Linked DNA regions of Mus musculus: region 1 is linked to region 2. A link is a loop called in an ENCODE intact Hi-C map of the cell type or tissue named here. Cell type or tissue: left cerebral cortex. All regions are shown on one strand. Links, peaks and the distances in the headings refer to the core of each region. The heading gives the core; the rest is flanking DNA.

Region 1 (2,912 bases), core at 279-2,778, 150 kb before region 2:
GTTTTCCGAGACAGGGTTTCCCTGTGTAGCCCTGGCTGTCCTGGAACTCATTCTGTAGACCAGGCCAGGCTCCAACTCAGAACTCCTACATTATTTTAAAATTTTCCTTCTTGTATGAAAATATCCTAACACCCATCACTAAGATAAAACTATTTTGCTTAAACAATGTTTTCTTTTTTAGATACTCAAATCTGCTGAATGGTAGTGGCACACGCCTTTAATCCTAATCCCATCACTCAGTTGGCAGAGGCAGACAAGAATCTCTTGAGTTTGAGGCCAGCCTGCTCTACAGAGTTCCCGGGTTACACAGAGAAATTCTGCCTTAAGGAGAACAAAGAAAAAATAAAACAAAAAACAAAAGAATTCAAAATCTTCCTTCTACCCCACCCACCTATTGAGCGGAATCTGATCTGAGAACAATCTTGACCTCATGACCTCATATGACACCTATATAGGAGTCTTCTCTAGGATACAATAGTTCTAGTTCTTTCCATCAGTCTTCAGATTATAAAGTTTTGAGTCAATTTTCTATCTTTTCCTACCTTAATTTTTACATTTTCCTGGAATACATTCCCATTAGTAGTAACCCTTAAAAAGGTGATACCCAGAACTGGAGACTACTTCCTGGTGTGGTTTAACCAAAGTGATAGAGAACCCCCACTTCTTCAAAAGGGAGCAACATAGAATAAGCTCACATTCCTGTTACTGGCAGTCACATGAGTCTGATATAAGACTCATGAGTAGGTGAGCCTCAATGCCAGCAGAATGCATTTTCAATGCGAAACCTCAGAAGGAGCACATTGCTGCAGGCTTCCTGCATTTCTCCAAGCCTACATATACTCTTACACGGTCCTTTCACTGGGGTTCTTCTCATACTCAGCCCCCCAAACTGGGATTCCTGCTTAACTTTCATCTATTGGTCAAAATGAATTTTAGGAAGGACTTCATTCACAAATAAGGAAAACAAGTTTTAAAATTCTACTTTTTAAAAGAAGGCAATGGAAACATTCGCTTTAAAAGAGAATGCTCCCAAGTTGATCTAAGAAGAATACTTTATTTCCCAGAGATTTATATCTGTACTTTAAGGTTACTTTTAAAAACTAGTCTTGGGTACACTCATTTGGCTACTTTTCTTTATAAAGTGTTAATGAGATAGAGATGTGGCTGGTTCAAACACCAAACCCCAAGAAACAATTCACTAACTCATCTTCAAATGTAAGACATTCTAATTGTTACATAGTCAGCATTTTTCTAAGTGCCTTCACGTTTCCTTGTTAGCTAACAGACACAAACGATTTTTATACTTTAATTAGCTGCTTTAAATACTCAAGTACTGACTAGTAAAATATTATCAACCTCAAGGTTTTTCTCTAAAGTGCTTTGGGGAAAAAAAAAAGTAATGGGGCAGTGGGTGGGAACCAGCCCTAAAACCCAACCTATCTGCATAGCACTTACATCATGAGTCATCACTGAACAAGGCTAACCAGATTCAAGTTCTTCCTCACATTCCATCCTCCGATTTCACGACCAGAAAGGAAGTGTGACAGTGCCTTGTTAAAGAGGGTAGTAGCTCAGTTATAGCCTGACCTGGAACTCTTCACACACTCATGGAGTCCTGCCCCTACCTTTAGCATGGACATGAAAATCCAATTGACAAAACTGTAAAGTCAGTGTCTACTGACGATAATTTTGTTCAACGAATGTCATCCAATGGGCTCAAAGGTGACTCCTTTGAGAGAATTTAAATAATGCTAAGTGCTTTAAAGGGGCCAACGGGCAGGTCTGGCCCACGCCCTTCCACTCCCCATTGTCCAGGCTTCAGCCAGACGCGTGACAGGTCTAGCCACGGCTACATCCTCTGTACAATAGCCCTCCTTCAGCCATTCCACCTATTCTCACGGCTCCTTCCACCCCCACCCCCCCGTGTAGGTGGGCAACATATTCCCTCCTTAGAACCCTTCACTTTCATAACGCCATCCTTTAAAAAACACTAAAACTTTTTTTTCTACGCCGCTGACACCTCTCCAGGTCCCTTTCTCAATAGAGTACCGGACATACAGATGCTGCTGTTCCTGCTGCGCCTCAAAAAACACAAAAGTTCACAACTTCTTCCCACCAAAGAGAGCCTAGGATAGACCACTTAGCCTATGCTAGTAACTCTCCAGGTCCATTCGATATCCAAGACACAGCCGGGAGAATCCCAGGACGTCCGATCCGCACCCCAGCTGTGATGGTGTCACTAGGGTTTGCCCGGCGCTGAGCAAACTCGGGAGGCCCGCTCTGGGTCCATTCACTCCCGGCCGACGCCCATCGCGGGACCGCTTCCTCCCGCCACGCAGCGTCAGTCCTTGCTCCTCTCCATTTCTCCGGAGCCCGGGCATCCGGTCCCCCGCGCTCGTGGGCCTTGGCATCGGACTTCCCCGTTCTCCCATCCCCCACCCCCGTTTTCCCCCCGGGCCCCGGAGCCAGCCCCTTCACGCTCTGCCGGTAGACCCCGCGCTCCCCCTCCATCCCGAGCCTCACCGATCTCTTTCTCGTTAACCCTCGGGGGAAAGCTGGCCATCTATGGGGCACCGTCTGATTCCGGGAACTCGATTCGGACGCGACAACAGAGAAGGGACTCAGCGGGGGCTGAGGGGCGTGACGCGGGCTCAGGCTCTCCCGGGTGTGGAGACTGCAGAGAGAGCGCGGGCGGCCGCTGCGGCTTCTGCGGACTGCCCGGAGGAAATCACCGGAATGCCTGGAACAAAGCCACCGGGTCACACTCAGACAAAAGAGCCGGCGCGCCTTCCACTCACAGACTCACACAGCCCGCCAATGCTTCCGCCGCCAAACCAGACACTGAGACAAGATGGCGGGCGGCACTGATAATATCTGGGAGGCGGGGTGTAGTGGGTGACGTCAGACCATCA
Region 2 (2,912 bases), core at 170-2,669:
AAGCAAGAACAATCCAGATTCAGCAGCAGGGGACAGCTGGAAGTAACGATGGTCAGAGCAGAAATCAGTGAACTGAAGGATGAAAGAACTGTGTAGAGGGAAACAGAGAGTCGGCTCCTGGAAAGTTCAGCAGGATTGGCAAGTCCTGGCTTGTCAAGACTCCATCAAATTAGAGATGAACAAGCTGAGTTAACTACAGGTCCTAGTGAAGTGCAGAGAAGGAGGGTATATTCTAAATAGTTGGTAAACCTAGAAAAAAAATGGGTAAATTCTTAGGTCTATCAAAACTGAGTCAGTATGGTATTAACAGCCTCAATAGATGCATAGCAATCAAAGACATTGAAGCAGCTATAAGGCAATTCAAGTAGTAATAAAAGATCTCCCAACAAAGAATGCAAGAGCAGATGGAATCCACTGCCGAAGTCAAACAAAAATTTCCTTTACAGAAAAATAGCAAAGGAAGGAGTACTACCATTCTGTGAAGCCAGCAGTACAGTGATAAATACGCAACAAAAAGAAAACTTGAATTCTCAACAGAACTCCAGAAGCAAAACTCCAGAACACTGTGGTTTCCTTCCAGGGATGCAGTGTTGGTTTAACACAACATAGAATAAACCATAGAGTAAACCAGCATGTAGGTTTACGAGCAGAAATTACCCGGTAATCACAGGTGATCAGAAAAGGCCCTTGCTTCAGAAGTTCAGCATTCCTTTATAATAAAAGCTCAGCGGGCATAAATGAATGCACCAAAACATAAAAAAGGATGCATATGAATAAAACCCATAGCCAACATTATACTAATTGAGGGGAAAATAGGAGAAGTTCCTCCAAAATCTAGAATGAGATTAAGGTTCAGACTTTGTGTGGTGCAGACTTTTAATGCCAGTACTCAGAAGGCAGAAGCAGGTGGATCTCTTTGGTTTAAGCCTAGTTTGATCTAGTTCCAGGCCAGCTAAAACCATATATTGAAACACTGCATCAAAAACAACAGCAAAACAAAAACAAACAACCTAAAAGTTTCCAGTTCTCTTTTAGAACTTAGTTTAGTATGCCAAATCTTACCTAGGGCAGTAAGTCAAGAGAGAGCAACAAAAGGAATTCAGATGGGGAGCAAAAGTCCAATTTCCCCAGTGCTGAGGCAACATGTCTTGTTTCACAGCAGAACTGAGGTGGGAGCTCCCCCTGCTGGCTAGTTTTCACAGTGCAGAAGTTGTATGTGGGAGACTGGAGGAGAAAGGCATTAATGAGGATCGCACCGCAGAGATCTCTGCCACCCATAATACCAACTTGTAGGCAAGATGTACTCATTGCAGTAGTGGCACAACCATACGGAAACAACCAGATGCTCTGTGCTTGGTTTTGAAGCCTGTTCCCCAAGAGGGAGTCCATGCCTGGAACTGTGAACCTAGTTAACTTCCTATGCCTGAGGTCTTTGACCCTGGAAGGGAACTTACTGTTGTTGTTTAGTTAAATTGATAAAGCGCCAAGCTGCCTTTAAAATACTTAGGTTTATGTTCGTGAGTTAAACACTACTTTGAAAAGTATAATGAATAAGGAAAATTTAGAGTCACATGGCTGCTGAAGATACTGAGAGTAAGTAGTGGGCAAGTGCTCAGCCCTCAAAAAAAAAAAAAAAAAAAACAAAACATTCAGGCTACCTCTCTGAGGCTCAGGGAGCAGTGTAGAATGAGGAGTGGGAAGAGTAGAAGAGCTGGAAGCTAATGAGAAGAGCTGCAAAGTACTGTCATGTGGCCGTGACACAGCCAATGAAAATCATGATCTCACAGCAGCAGCAGCAGCAGCAGCAGCAATGGACCTATACAAGACTGGTCCCATCTACAGTCTTCATATATCTGAGAAGGGTCCATTTGGTCCTCCCCTTCCTTGCTGAACTATGAACTACTAATGGATTTGGGTTGGGGGAGAGCAAACAATGTTATCTTTTGTGTACCACCTGATCAGCCTATCGTTCTCTGATGAATAGTAGCAGACCCCTGGTCACACAGGTGACCCTAATTAAACTCAGTGCATCACTGAGTACAAAAATGTAATGTGTGAATAGGATTCTAGGGAGTCATAGAGGTAATAGTGAAATAAGAGGGAGAAGTTTGACAGGAGTCAGAAATAGGCTACATATATGTATGAAATTGTCAAAAGAACAAAAATAATAAAGTAATGAATAGAAATATGAGTAAATACAATTTTTGTTAAGAAAGAAAAAAATAGACTTTATACACACCCAAAAGGGGATTTATTAGAGTAACCTATAGGTGTGGCCCAGATAGTCCAGCAATGGCTGTCTCCTGACAGAAGGGCCAAGAACCAGACTGGATGTCCCAGCGGTCCTAATATTATGCTGGAGTCCTAGAGAAGTCTTAGAAAGCTACTGGTGTTCAGGATATGTTGGAATACAGAAGAAGTAGCATCAAGAGATGCCCTAAAGGATCTGCTGTACTCAAGACATGGCCTTCAGAGCAATCCAGTTAGCCGCTGGAAGTCTAGAGGGGCCACCCCTCCTAACACTGTTGTTGTTGTGATGATGATGATGATGTCTGTTGACTCTAAAGGGCACCAGGAGCCCAAAGTTTTCAGGAAGAAGTTTAAGCTTCCAGTTCAATGGAATGTATGTTATGCCTTGGGCAGAAAAGTTCTCCCCCCTTCTGGAACACAAGCTAGTAGGCCAGCAGACTTAAGGTTGTGGTATCAGAAAGTAAAAGTTTTTCCTGTAGGACTGTAGGGGTGATAGTGAGTGGAACCATTTCCATTTCTATCCCTTGATCCCTGGATTCCTGAATCCTGGCTAGGGAGAAACTGAACCATATATTAGATGCTGAAGCACATACTGCTTTCTGGAGAACCCTGCCCCAGTCTTCCAGGGTTCTGTCACCGATATCCATTGTAACTATGTCTTC

Evidence for each region. Peaks named below come from ENCODE experiments on the same cell type or tissue, not always from the same donor. Only the 100,000 strongest peaks of a DNase experiment are listed, where the experiment ranks them.
Region 1: a loop joins it to region 2, with 3.0 times the contacts of the local background. A loop is called at or near these places in 2 of 42 quality-filtered maps.

Annotation. Positions count from the first base shown.
Region 1 is chr11:79,251,830-79,254,741 of GRCm38, forward strand. It overlaps Wsb1 (WD repeat and SOCS box-containing 1), which reads right to left and starts at 2,866. Exons shown (of 9, transcript NM_019653.3): 1 at 2,524-2,866. The coding sequence starts at 2,563. In left cerebral cortex, for the core only: no CTCF peak of the experiment used is centred there; DNase peaks (open chromatin) are centred at 1,527 and 2,233; H3K4me3 peaks cover 1,560 bases; H3K27ac peaks cover 646 bases.
Region 2 is chr11:79,397,361-79,400,272 of GRCm38, forward strand. All of the region lies in intron 5 of Nf1 (neurofibromin 1), which reads left to right. Among named protein-coding and RNA genes, the nearest start is that of Nf1, 59 kb to the left of the region's middle. In left cerebral cortex, for the core only: a CTCF peak has its summit at 1,188 (motif pointing left); a DNase peak (open chromatin) is centred at 1,182.